Regions from separate parts of the Homo sapiens genome. Here region 2 is linked to region 1. The links are chromatin contacts, found by Hi-C in ENCODE. All regions are on one chromosome and are shown on one strand. Each heading gives the region's core, a stretch centred on a gene start or an enhancer-like site at or near the end of the contact. The rest is flanking DNA. Distances are from core to core; before and after follow the strand shown. Region 1 has its middle 86 kb from the start of LINC02104. Region 2 overlaps TTC33 (tetratricopeptide repeat domain 33).

Region 1 (7,382 bases), core at 2,124-4,623:
TATACAATTATATATAAATATACACACACAGAAAAAACTACATATCTTTCTTTTTGCATATGGTTTTAGTTACCTATGGCTGCTGAAACAAATTACCACAAACTGGGTGGTTTAAAACAACACAATTCTGGAGGCAGGAGGCATGAAATCAGTTTCACTGGGCTGAAGGTGTGGGCAGGTAGGCAAGGCTGGTTCCTTCTGGAGGTTCAGGGGAGAAGTTGTTTCCATGCCTTTTCCAGCTCCTGGAGGCTGCGTGCTTCCTTAGCCTGTGATCCTTTCCTCACAACACTCTGGTCTTTTCCTTCCATTGTCACAGCTCCATCTCTTCTGTAGTCAAATCTTCCTCTGCGTCCCTCTTATAAGAACACTTGTGATTGCATATAGGACATCCCTAGGTATTCCAGGATAATCTCCCCATCTCAAACTCTTTAACTTAATCACCTTGTGAAGTCCCTTTTGCAATATACAGTAACATTCTCAGGTTCCAAAGATTAGAACCTGGGTATATTTAGAGATATTATTCATCCAGTCACACATACAAATACTTACGTCACCTTTTTTAATAGCATGAGGTAAAAAATCTGACTTAATTTTCCCAAATAATTGCCCAAATTATTAAAAATATAAATATAAATTATTTAATATTTAAGAAGTTTCAAGTTTGTTACTTTTATCACACAAAGTTCCTTGCTTTTTCTCCATGCCCTGGACTCTTCTAAAGTCAACAATGACAAAATATTATAATGATTTGATTTATTGAATCTAATTCTAAATGTTTTGTTCAGCAAAATTTATTTAAATTTGGATAAAAGAGGTAATAAAATGGAAGACTATAAGTTGGTTGTTGTAGAAAAATGACTACCGAATTCCCATATACTAATTTATTCTCTGCCAGAATATTTACATCAGAAAATTATTTTATGAGAATGAGCTATTTGAAGTTATATGTGGAATGTAAGAATTAACAATAAGAAAGAGACAGAGAAATAACACCCACTGAACTCTGACAAATATTAAATGATAAGCCACTAAGAAAAATGACAAATCAGGATTAGAAACAAGCCAGAAAAGGTAAAAAATATTTATGTCAAAATCTTCGTGCCAATTTTAACCAGTGTCAGGCACCAAAATTTGAGAATTATCTTTGAGAGTTATCTTCCTTTCAGTAAAGGCAACACTGGCAGTTAAACATCATTTTTACTTGTGGACAACTTATGGAATTAATAATATTCAACTATTTTAATTGAAACAAAACTTTTGGCATTGTAATATAGTTGTTAACCTTTGGTAAATGAACCTATAATTTTGCCAACGGAACACATTACTTGATACATCCTCCACGTTGAGCTTGTCAGGCCCATTTCTAGAGAGTGGGTTGCCAATTAACTGGTTACATAAAGTATACTTTTTTATTTTAAAAAAATAATGCATTTGTTCCTATGGCCACACCCTAAATAAAGGAGTTTCCATTTAAAGATTTCTTTGTAACTGCTAGTCTAAACTGTGGAACTATTTCTTAATGTGCTTGTAAATTAATTTGAATAAATTCTCCACGTCTGTCTTTATAAGTGGGCTTTATTTTTACAGCTGTTTTAGATTCACAGGAAAACTGAGCAGGAAGTACAGAGAGTTCTCATATACACTCTGTCCTTCACCCCACCCCATACGCAGCCTCGCGGAATATCAACACCCTGCACCAGAGTGGTAGATTTGTCTTACTCTGTGACTGTACACTCTCACATCATTATCACTCAAAGCCTAGTGTTTACATGAGAGTTCCCTCTTGCTATTGCACATGCTATGGGTTTTGACAAACATATAATAACAGGCATCCACCATTGTAGTACCACACAGAAGAGCTTCACTGCCCTAAAAATCCTTGCACCCTGTTGATTTATGCCTTCCTTCTCCTAATCTTTAGCAACCACAGATCTTTTTTCCCACCTCCATGGTTTTGTTTTTTTCCAGAATGTCGTATAGTTGGAATCATACAGTATGTAGCTTTTTCAGAGTGGATTTTGTTCACTCAGTAATATGCATTTGAGGTTCCTCCATGTCTTTTCATGGCTTGATAGCTCATTTCTTTTATAGGATTGATGTACATCCAGAACATTGGATAAATAAATAAATATTTATTCATATTTACATGAATAAATGTGTAAAGTATATTTATTCATTCATCTATGGTTTTAGTCTGTTTTGTGTTGTCATAATGGAAAACTGCAGACTGGCCAGTTTATAAAAAAAAAGAGATCTATATTTCTTGTAGTTCTGGAGGCTGGAAAGTCCAAGGTAGATGGACCACATCTGATGACGGCCTTCTTGCTGAGTCATCCCAGGGCAGAAGGCAGAAGGGCAAGAAAGCATAAGAGCAAGAACAAGCACACTCTCGCGATAACTAACCCACTCCGTGATTACAACATTATGAAGGAGTCATAATTGCCTCTTATTGGGCTCCAGCCCCCAATATTGTTGCATTTTGGATTAAGTTTTCAACGTAAGAACTTTGGGTGACACATTTAAACCATAGCACCTGAGGAAGAGAGCATTGGTTGCTTCTGAGTTTTGGCAATTATGAATAAAATTGTTATACATATCGGTGTGTAGGTTTTTGTGTAGACATGTTTTCAACTGATTTGGGTAAATGCCAAGGAGCACAACTGCTGAATTATATGGTAAGAGTATGCTTAGCTTTGTAAGAAACTGCCAAACTATATTGCAAAATGGCTGTGTCATTTTGCATTCACACCAGCAACAGATGATACTTTCTGTTGCTCCACATCCTCATCAGCATTCGGTGTTTTCAGTGTTCTGGATTTTCACCATTCTAATAAGTGTGTAGTGATATCTCACTTAGTTTTGATTTAATTCCCTAATGGCATATGATGATGAGCATCTTTTAATATGCGTTTTTGGGCCATTCATGAATCTTTTTTTGGTGAAGTATCTGTTCACAGCTTCTGCCCATTTCATAATTGGGTTGTTCATTTTCTTATTGTTGAGCTTTAAGAGTTCATTATATACTTTGGAAAACAGTCCTGTATCAGACATGTCTTTTGCAAATATTTTCTTTCAGCCTCTGACTTGTCTTCTCATTCTCTGGAGTGTATGTTTTTGTTTGCTTTGCCTGCTATGTCATAAATCTGACATTATTTAAATATCTCCTTCCATCCTGACTGTTTACTTAATGTTGACTGTGATAATTTTTTAATTCATGTTTACTTTAAGAGGCATTTGAAAGAAGCTCCTGATAAGTTCAGATACTGTTTAATATAATGTTAATGCAAAATTTTCAGTTTATGTAGGTGACAAGGAGTCAAATGTAACAGAGTCACACTGTAATGAATGTTGGGTGGTCACAAAAGGTTTATGTATCAGGCAGTGACTCATTTTGGCACACCAAAGCAAAATTCAAATGGTTACCTCAGCAAAATGACAAAGCACTGCATGCCATGGACTTTCTGGGTTGCTTATGAATAGCTGAAACACGAAATGTTAAGTACACAAATGGTGAGAAAACACTATATTTCAAGTAAAGAAACAAATGTATTTAATCACGTTTGCCAATGTCTGATTTTCTTCTTAAAGTTTTATAACCTGGAGTTTGTGGAGCCTTGGGGGATGAATAAATACAGGAGTAATGCTCTTCAAATGAGCTATTGTAAAGGACTATTGTATTTTTCAATTGGTTGTGGATTGATACATTTGTCTCATAGATAGTTCCCTCTATTAATATGGATATATATGTTATAATATACGTCAGTGGAATGTTTCTCAGCTTTTCAAACCATTTTATTGGCTGTTTTCTCTTGTCTATGGGTACTCGTAGAGAATGCTATTGAAGTTGGTATTCATATTTTAATGGGAGGAAATAATCCCAAGCTGCAGACACAAATTCAGTTCCAAACCCCAGACAGTGGATGGGCTATGCTTATCAAAGCAGACAGAATGCATATAGTAGTAATGAGAGAAATCTGAACATAGGACTGAAATATATACGTAAACCACCAGTGTTAAACTTGATTTCAGTATAACTGAAAGGACTCCAATCTGACCTCCAGAGACCTGACATGAGCTATCATGATATGAAGTCAAAATCTTTCACCCAAAATCCAGACCTAGCATCCCTTCAATTAGAAAGAAGTTGAGCAGGATGGATCATTCACTTCATAAGTACTTTCTGTAAATTTTCTTTGTACTATTCTCTAATGCATCCATTTATCAGAGTAAACACGCACTGGGAAAAGGAACCTACCTTTGGGTTGAATTGGTCACAGACTCTTAATCAATTCTGGTTCCTGAGACCTAGAACAACACAGCCAATCAGGAAAAGTGGAGCCTTGTGAAGTGAGCTGATAGATGTAGGTTAGATCTAATTCTATTTCACAGTAAGCCCAGTAGAATACTGAGTCCATCTCCAAGTCTGCTTGAAACATATTATATATCCTTAGTAGGTAGAATAATCCTGGCCTGAGTTCCTGGCACTGTGGAGTGCCATGATAGTCTTGACAGGATGTCTCCAAACCCTTGAATGTGAGAGAGTAATGAGTTACTAACTTGCTTGAGAAAAATTTATTTTAGGTTTTCCTTTACAGTCAAAACAGATGTCAAATAATGTATCACTTAATATCCTTCCAGTTCTTTTTTTGTGTTAGTTGTTTTTGTTGTTTATTCTTAAAAAACTTAAATGGCTCACACCTGTAATCCCAGCACTTTGGGAGGCCGAGGCAGGAGGATCACCTGAGGTTGGGAGGTCGAGACCAGCCTGACCAACATGGAGAAACCTTGTCTCTACTAAAAATACAAAATTAGCCAGGTGTGGTGGCGCATGCCGGTAATCCCAGCTACTCGGGAGGCTGAGGCAGAAGAATTGCTTGAACCCAGGAGGCAGAGAATGTAGCGAGCCGAGATTGCTCCATTGCCAGACTGGGCAACAAGAGCAAAACTCTGTCTCAAAAACAAAAAACAAAAAAACACTTAAATGGAACACATTTACATGATCTCACTTAATCCTCAAAAATACCAAGATTTTGGCATTACTATTTTCATTTTATAACTTAAGAAACTGGGACTCAGAAAGGTTAAGATATTGCGAAATATCGCAGGAGAGTAAGTGGTATATCCGGAGTTGGAAGCTTCAACTGTTTAATGACAAGGCCAATTCTCTTGGTGCTCATAAAGTGTTACCTCTTAAATCGAGAGTTCTCTGTCTTATGAGGTTTTTTTGTTTTGTTTTGTTTTGTAATTTTTTGTGAAATAAGGAATGAGGTCATTTCCTAAGAGTAATGGGGATGATGCTAGGCTAGTAGAGCGTGAAGAAGAATATTTGAAGTAGAAGTGGAAAGAGTCTTGTAACTGAAAGTGTGGTTATCAGTCAAGTAAATTTGGCATCCCTTTGTAGTAGCTTGATAGAAATGCAGATCTCAGGCCCCCTCCCAGACCTTCTGAATCCAATCTGCATTTATTTATTAATTTTTTTTTTTTTTTTGAGATGGAGTCTCACTCCGTCGCCCAGGCTGGAGTGCAGTGGTGTGATCTCAGCTCACTGCAAGCACCGCCTCCCGGGTTCACGCCATTCTCCTGCTTCAGCCTCCCAAGTAGCTGGGACTACAGGCACCCACCACCATGCCCGGCTAATTTTTTTAGTAGAGACAGGGTTTCACCATGTTAGCCAGGATGGGCTCGATCTCCTGAACTCGTGATCTGCCCGCCTCAGCCTCCCAAAGTGCTGGGATTACCAATCTGCATTTTTAAATATCCACAGGTGATTTGCATGTTCATTAAAGTTTTAGAAGCACTGGGCCAAGCAGAACTACTGTCAGGCAGCATTGAAGGGCCAGTTTAGATGGAGACTATACATTTATAAGCATCAATATTAATTATATCAATGACAAAGCCGAAATCCTACAAAAATGTTAGATCCTTGCTTTCTCAGCCTCCTTTGCATTTGTATCAAGAGCTTATGATCCAAACCTGGCCACTGAAACCCTAGGGGAAATGCCCTGTAGGAATTTTGGAAGAGATTTTCACCTTATTCAAACAGATGAATAGGAGCAAACTCCTGTCTTTTTGTCTGAATATTGTCATAACTGCTTGTGATACATAGAACAGTAGCAGTCACTTTGCAATATTGAAGGCATGAGCCCAAATCAAGCCAAGATAACAATTGATTAACCAACCCTAGAAGCACTATTCCTTTGGACTTCTTGTTATAAGAGATAGTAAACATTCTTATTCAAAGCTTTTCACTTGTATTTTTCATTGCTTGCAGGTAAGAGTATCCTAAGTTAAAAAAAATTATGGTTTTTCTCCTAAAATCCTCACAACATTATATTACAACAAAATGAGGCAAATTACAGAATTACTGGCTGAAAATTTGTAGGGTGAACGTGTCTAAATAAAAGCATTTGAAGGTTTAGGCAAATGTTTTTGCCTATACCTTCAGATTTGCACCTTCAGATACCTATAGATTTGCACCATGGGGTTGACACTTGGCAAGGATGGGATGTGACAATAGCCAGGATGGTGTTAACAGAATAATCAAACACAGAAGGTCAACATTTAATGAGATTAAAATGTTGTTACATTGGGATTGAGAGAGGAGGAAGTAGAGTCAGAAAGAAGATATTAGAATATAAGATTTCAGAGGTGAAGCAAGTAATGTTGCTGCCCTGGATGAGGGTGGATGATATAAAATAAATGTGAATATGATTGGAGTTTAGGAAGTCAAAGAAGCATAAAACTAGCTTGTTGGATGATACAACCAACCACACGGACATTGGAGAGACTTGGAATTATGACAGTTCTTGAGGTAGAGGCAGGACTTAAGGAATATGGACATGCTCGGGACATTGGAGAACAACTAAATTGAGAAAGGTCTCACAGAGGAGGGCACTTTTGGCTTGCACTGTGTAGAATGGGAATAGTCTATACAGTAGAGAGAAATGCAATCGTAGGCGTGCTTGGCAGAGGGAGCGATATGTGCAAAGCTCCTAGACAGGAAAAACCGTTTGAGGAATGGTGGGTAGTTCTTTGCTGCTGGAGCAGAGAAGGAAATAAGTTTTGGGTCAACTTGTGAAGAATTTATAAGTTACAAAAGCAAATTTGGATATATTCTGATCAATACTTATTGCTGATGATAGTTATCTAACCTCAAGGGAATTTAAAAGCTTTTATTCCTTTTTTTTTTTTTTTTTTTTTTTTTTTTTTTTGAGACGGAGTCTCGCTCTGTCGTCCAGGCTGGAGTGCAGTGGCGCAATCTTGGCTCACTGCAAGCTTCACCTCCCAAGTTCATGCCATTCTCCATTCTCCTGCCTCAGCCTCCGGAGTAGCTAGGACTACAAGAGGCCGCCACCACGCCAGGCTAATTTTTTTGTATTTTT
Region 2 (7,382 bases), core at 3,183-5,682, 1.1 Mb after region 1:
AATATTTGTATTTTTAGTAGAGGCAAGGTTTCACCATGTTGGTCAGGGTGGTCTCGAACTTCTGACCTCAAGTGATCCACCCACCTCGGCCTCCCAAATTGCTGGGATTACAGACGTGAGCCATGGCACCTGCCCACCAGTGACTTTAAAAGATAGCCACCGATTCCTATCTTACAATAGTTAGGCTAAAATAACAGTTAACTTCATTGTAAAGGCAAATGAATTTCCAGTTTTATGCATAAGACAGAACCATAAATAATGGTGAAATATTTTTTCCCAAAGAAACCGTATTTGTAAAAGAAAATGGGAGAAAATGCTATTTTGCTTCATCATTGCTCACTCACCGAACAAACATAGCACAATTTCATAAGGAAAGTGAAATTCTTCATAATTATTACCTGTGATTTCATCTCGTATAGGGTAGCATCATTTGGAGTTAACTGTAGTGCTTCATCCCACTTCTGAATTGCCTCCCGATATCTGTGGTTGTTAAAGTTATATCAATGCCATATTTTCAATATGCTTTTTTGGACTTTCAAAAAAAAATTTTTATTGTAGTAAAATATAAAATTTACCATCTTAACCATTTAAGTGTACAGTTCAGAGGCATTAAGTAGCATTAAGTACATATAGTTCATTCACCTTTGTGTGCAACCACCACCACCATTCATCTCCAGAACTTTTTCATCTTCCCAAACTGAAACTCCATACCCATTAAACAATAACTCCTCATTGCCCCCTCCTCCACCCCCGGGCAAACACCATTCTACTCTTAGACTGCTTTCAGGAGGAGCAGTCATGTACTTTCAGTTCAACAGTTTTTTGGACTACTTTCTAGTCCATGAAATATATGTAAAAATCCAAAATAAAGGATTAGCAAATTAAGTCCAGCAACTTACTAAAGTACAAAATCCACATGATCATGTAGTGTATGCTCAGAAAAACTTAGAAATGGGTTCATATGTAACAGATAAGGGAGAAAAAAGTACATGCCACTAAACAATACTTAGTATAATTTAACACCCATTTCTGATTATTTATAATAATAATAAAAGTATATACAACATTAAATAAATTTAGTACTGTGGTGCCATCATCTACTAAGCTTTAATGATATAACCTCTAAAAGCAGTAACTATATCACCTAAAAAGAAAGTACTTGCACTTCTTTAGGCATATTGTGGGTGATTTCAAGCCTCTCTAAACAATATTTCCAAATGTTATTGTAGATGTGACAGGAAAAACTTTGGAAATTAATTTATTGATGTATTCCTTCATAACAATCCTTCCACTCACAATTTTCTAACAAAGGTAGCAGTAATAAATTCTGCAAGACTTAATAGTAGCAAATGTCTTTCCTCCAGCATTAGAAGGAAAAGGTTGGACTGTTTGTCCAATCTTTTTTCTACCACTCCCTACACATACCTGTGCTCCACTCAGCAGGGTTTTTATAGTCCCTACCCACATATCATGCCTTTGTTAGTATGGATCCCCTGCTACACATACACACACACACATCTGTATTAGTTCACTCTCACGCTGCAATAAAGAACTGCCCAAGACTAGGAAATTTATAAAGGAAAGAGGTTTAATTGACTCAGTACCACAGGGCTGGGGAGGCCTCAGGAAACTTACAAGGATGGCAGAAGGGGAAGCAAACACATCCTTCTTCACATGGAGGCACGAGAGAGAAATGAGCGCTGAGCAAACAGGGAAGCCCCTTATAAATCCATAAGATCTCGTGAGAACTCAGTGTCATGAGACCAGCATGGCAGAAACTGCCGCCATAATTCAATTATCTCCACCTGGTCCCATCCTTGACACGGGGATTATTACAATTCAAGGTGAGATTTGGGTGGGGACACAGAGCCAAACCATATCACATATCTAAGATTGCCTTCCTACTCCTCTTCATCTATTCAAAGGCTCCTCCTCTAAGACCAAGTTAAAATGCTCCGTTCTTCATGAAGACCTCCTCCAGTGGCTCTAGCCCACTAACTATGAGTACCACTTCAGACCACATAGCAACACTTATATTTCCAAAGCATTTTATGTTTTACAAAGCACTTTCAATACAATTATTTAACATACAATTATTTTCCCAAAAAGTTAATTCACTTACTACTCAAAGTAAGTGAATATAAATTTGGTGTTATTTGCTTTTTTAAAAATTATTTTGAGAGACAGAGTCTTGCTCCGTTGCACTGGCATGATCACAGCTCATTGCAGCCTTGAACTCTTGGGCTCAAGGGCCTCCCACCTCAGCCTACTGAGTAGCTAGGACTACAGGCATATGCCACTATGGCCAGCTAATTTTTTTATTTTTTTATTTTTGTAGAGACAGGGTCTCACTATGTTGCTCAGGCTGGTCTCAAACTTCTGGCCTCAAGCAATCCTCCTGCCTTGGCCTCCACAAGTGCTGAGATTACAGGGGTGAGCCACCATGCCTAGCCTCAAGTTTGGCATTACTTGTTCTCACTTTATTGATGAGGAACCAATGGTTGAGAGCAGCTAAAGGACTGTCCAAGTCCTGCAAAAGACAGGATTTAAAGCTAGCTCTTAAAAATACAAGACCAATACTTTCTGTAACTATATCAAGTATGCCTCCCATTTAGTTCTGCTCTAATTCCTCCTTGTATTTTTGTCTTCTCTTCTCTAATGAGTTCAGGAACCAAAGGGTAGATTTGTTTATATGCTCTACAGTACCCAGAACATTTCTGGGAATGTAGAAGGTACTAATATAACAGATTTTTTTTTAGACAGTCTTGCTCTGTCACCCAGGCTGGAGTACATGGAGTACAGTGGCATGATCTCAGCTCACTGCAACCTCCACCTCCCAGGTTCAAGCGATTCTCCTGCCTCAGCCCCCCGAGTGGCTGGGACTACAGGCACATGCCACCACACCTGGCTAATTTTTGTTTTTTCGTAGAGATGGGGTTTCACCATGTTGGCCAGGCTGGTCTTGAACTCTTGACCTCAACTGATCTGCCCGCCTCGGCCTCCCAAAGTGCTGGGATTATAGGCATGAGCCACCGCGCCCGGCCTAATATAACAGATTCTATCTACCTCATTTGTCCTACCTTCTCCAAGTCCTGAAGGCAGCAGAGAGCAGCATATAAAGCAAGAAAAGAGGGGACAGATGTAGCATGCTCTTAACACACAGGAAAAAAAAATGGTAATAAAAACAAATTCTATCCTAAGACAAAAGTGGTAAAAATGTAAATTCTTACTTTGTTCCGTTCATTATTTCATATATAGAAATTATAAGAAATCCCAAGACTAGGGGAATGTGAATATAGGTAGAAAAAAACAAAAACATGAGAATTCTACGTTTAGCAGAGGGACCTTAAGAACCTGGATGTTTGAGGTTTCAGGAGTCTTTGACAGCTTTTGAGGAAGGGGCTGAAGGTCTTTGGTCTCTAGAGCAAGGGGTGGCATAGTAAAGGTCCATATAGTAAACATTTTAGGTTTTGTGAACCATACAGTCTATCACAACTATTCAACTCTATTACTGTATCCCAAAATAAGCCATAAACAATGCATTCAAAAAATGGGCATTGCTGTGTCCCAGTAAAACTTTATTTATAAAAACAGGTTGTTTTTATAAATAAAGTTTGCCAACCCTAGATCTACTTGGCCCAACCACTGTTAAAAGCTTATCATATTTGTCAAATTTACTTTTTACTTCCAGTCCTATTTTCTGCCCAACTCAACCAGAGGAAGTTATCACCCCATAGAAGGCATTTGTGGTCATCACTGTGACTTGGAGGAACTAGTGGCAGAGGGTCAGGGATGTTAACATTCTTCAAGGCAAAGAGCAAGCCTGCACAATAAAGAGCTGTCTTGCTGAAAATACCACTAGCACTACTGCTGAGAACAGGATGGCTTATCCCGTCCCCAACCCCACAAAGCTGCTTATGTTCCTAAGCTTAAGTTGTCCCAAGTACGAAATAAACTAAGAGGTTCAAGGTGACAATGACCATCACTAGTTTTTTCTTTTTATTAGGCAGGTATGCATGTGTGCATATACATACAAACAGACATACACACACACACGTGTAAACACAGGCTTACAGATTTGAGAAAAAAGAAAAATGTCCTCTCTTCTCAACTGCACTGTCTTTTATTTTGAAAGCATAACCATTGCTGCCAGCAGAGGCATCCCTCAATGAAATGTGCTTTGTTGCCAACGAGGCCTATAAAGGTTTAAAGGAACAAGTGAGCTGTTTTCCATGCTAAACAAAGCAAGAAATGGTGGGTATTTACTTCACTATCATCAACTTATTCAATTCTTCCCCCTTCTCATTTCTCTTTGGTTTACTTCTGTTGGCCTGCAAACAAAGGGTGGCACCACTTAGTTCCTCCATTTTTAGATCACAGGAAACTTGGCACTGAACAAATCAATAGTCTCTCATAATTTCTGCAGCATATCTCTTAATTCAACTTCAGTTTGGAACAGACTGAACAGACACAGCCCTACTGCAGCTGTTGGATAGGAAGCATTAAAAGATAAAAACTTGGTTTAAAGTCACTGTGGTTAATAAATGACCAAAGTCTGATTCCGCCAGTTTAAGGACAATCTTAACAGTATGCAACTGAAGTAGCACAAGGAAGGAAGCAAAGGGAATAGTTCCATGGACTACAACAGGGCAGGATGAGATAATGCCCTATACTGAGGTAAAGAACAGCTGGTGATCAAGCTAAATAAGTTAGATAGCACACTCATTTACCAAATAGAAATGTCAATGTGTTTAGCTACTTTACTCCCAATTAGACTTCTAATTTACTGTGGCTTTAAATTTAATGAGCTATATAGTTAACAGCTTATTCACTTTATAAATATTTACTGGGCACCTACCCTGGGACAGGTAGAATTCTAGTAATAAGTACTAAGGATGCAGCACCCAACAAGATATAAAAGGTCCCTACTATTCTTCCAGATCTTACTTTCTAAAGTGTATGCATGTTAGAAGGGGACAGGGAAAGAAAGATAACAAACAGTTAAAATATAAGTGCCGTGATAAAAGACAAATGGAGGAATGTGATAGGGAGTGACCAAGTGGCTATTCGGAATGGGCGGTCAAGAAAGGTCTTCCTAGGAACGCATTCAAGCTGAGACCTGAGTGACAAAACGTGGTCAGACAACTGAAAATCTGGAGAAGGTCCATTCCAGGCAAAGGGAAGAACCTGGGGCAGGACCAAACCATGTTTTGTGGAAAGGAAATAAAACCAGAGGAAAGGAAGTCAGAGGTCAGGGAGGTGGGCCGAAGCCATGATCACAGAGAATACAATAAGCCATAGTTATGCATGTGGATTTAATTGTATGTGTGATGAAGAATCCACAGAGTTTTTATACAACAGTGAGACATGAATTATTGATTTACATTTTTAAAAGATCAGTCAGACCCAGAAGAATAGACAGTAAGGGTACAAAAATGTACACAGGAAGGCTAGATATGAGACAACCAAAGTAATTTAGGTATGAGATAACCCTAGATAAGGATAGAAGTGAAAACAGAAAGAGGAAAAAAGATTTACAACACACTGAAAATGTACAGTTGGCTCAACTTGGACTTGGTATGAGTGAAAAAAAGAAAGAAATCCAGGATAATTTGGGTTACCTGGAAAACAGAGCCTGAGGCCAAAGCTTACTGGCTAAATCTTTATTGAGTGGATAGGATCCCACGCAATCAAGAGTGAGGGAAAAACAGAAGTAAGCCATGAAGAAAGAAGAATAAATACAAGGTCTATGTTAAGCTGGCAACAGCTCCACAAACACAGATGATTGTTGATCTGGAGAGCAAAAGGAAAGGAGCAAGCAAAGATTAAAAAGGAGAGGACATGGAGACAAGGACAAGCATGATAGCATGGTGGTGTGGAAGATGAGAGAGCAGTGTATTTAGGAAGACTGTGGTCACCTGTGCTGAATGATGAGAAGCACAATAAATGACAACAGAGAAGTGATGACTGGATTTGACAACATGGAGGTCACTGATAACCTTTACAAAAGCAGTTTCAGTGGATTCATGGGGACAGAAATATGACTGGATGGTTCATCAAGAAATGGAGTTTGTAGTGCAGTGGGAGCAGAGAAATGGCAGAGCATTTGGAGAGAAGCTTTTTAAATGGATGTTATCAGGGTATGTTTGCATGCCAGCAAGAAGGACCGAGAGAAAAGAAGAAACAGATTATATAAAAATGAGAGGACAATTTCAGAACAACGTTCCTGAGAAGGCACAAGGGGATGGGGTCTAGAGTACAAGTGGAGTGGTGGGCCTTTGATAATTACAATGGAATGATGACAGATCATATAGGCACAAATACAGTAAGGTTGGAAGATGTGCTGGTGAGAAAATAAAGTCATTCTACACTGACTGTATCTATGTTTTTCCACAGAGCATGAGGCAAAACCACTGTCATTAAATATACTGATGTGAGTAATCTGCAGAATGTGGGTCACACAGCAAGATCACCCTCAAATTTACATTAGTAGGTATACTTTCCTAGACAAGAACAAAATGCATGGTAAATTCTAATTTATATTCCTGCTTCATACACATACAACTGATTCTAACAGAAAAATCAGACCAGTTAGCTAGACAGTCAAATATCACCATCTAGTGGCTGAAACTTTAAAAGCCAAGATGTCAAAGTTGGGACTAACACCGTGACTCTTGAGAAGGTATAACCTAGTTTGTAATAATTCTAGAAAAAGCCACTTGAACAAAATAATTTACAAAAATATATATTACTACTACAGGAAATATACCAAGAACATATAAAATCCTAAAATATTATATCTAAAGTACATTCACTTGGTGCTTATTAGGTGCTAGGTAGCATGCTTTTACATGGACTTTGCTCTTTAATCCTCCAAAATTCTATAAGATATGTATCACCATTTGACCTATGAGGTAGAAATTGACAAAAAATAACTACCCAAAGTTTATGCAGATAGAAATGATAAAGTTGGGATTTGAATGGAGGTAATCTGACTTCAAAATCTACACTCTTAACCACTATACTCACTATACCATCTCTATTAAGCACCAAAATTTCTTGGGGGTTGGGTAGAAGAGTAAACCAGATTTTTGTTAAAAAGAATCATGAATACTCTAAGGTAAGACTTCTGAATTTAAAAGCCACTCAAGGTTGAGCATGGTGGCTCAGGCCTGTAATCCCAGCACTTTGGGAGGCCAAGGCAGGAAGATCGCCTGAGCCCAGGAGTTCAAGATCAGCCTGGGCAACATGGCAAAACCCCATCTCTACTAAAAATACAAAAAATCAGCCAGGCATGGTGGCGCACACCTGTAGCCCCAGCTCCTCAGGAGGCTGAGGGACAAGAATCACTTGAACCTGGAAAGTGGAGATTGCAATGAGAC

What was found. A loop is a pair of places that touch in the nucleus more often than their neighbours do. Pooled maps may share reads with other maps.
Region 2: a loop to region 1 is called in a map of naive thymus-derived CD4-positive, alpha-beta T cell, with 5 times the contacts of the local background. The contact joins two enhancer-like sites. A Hi-C loop is called at or near these places in 7 of 168 maps with a recorded cell type or tissue (CD4-positive, alpha-beta T cell, CD8-positive, alpha-beta T cell, PC-9 and 3 more), 3 of 37 single-sample maps with no recorded cell type and 17 of 50 pooled maps.

What each region holds. Positions count from the first base shown.
Region 1 is chr5:39,603,003-39,610,384 of GRCh38, forward strand. No RefSeq gene overlaps it. Among named protein-coding and RNA genes, the nearest start is that of LINC02104, 86 kb to the left of the region's middle. RefSeq lists a silencer at 5,479-5,660. Within about 2 kb of position 3,374, at least 3 of the 41 ENCODE cell types and tissues checked have a DNase peak (open chromatin) inside an H3K27ac peak, as active enhancers do.
Region 2 is chr5:40,729,864-40,737,245 of GRCh38, forward strand. It overlaps TTC33 (tetratricopeptide repeat domain 33), which reads right to left. Exons shown (of 5, transcript NM_012382.3): 3 at 399-480. It also overlaps a transcript of PTGER4 not described here. Among named protein-coding and RNA genes, the nearest start is that of TTC33, 22 kb to the right of the region's middle. Within about 2 kb of position 4,433, at least 4 of the 41 ENCODE cell types and tissues checked have a DNase peak (open chromatin) inside an H3K27ac peak, as active enhancers do.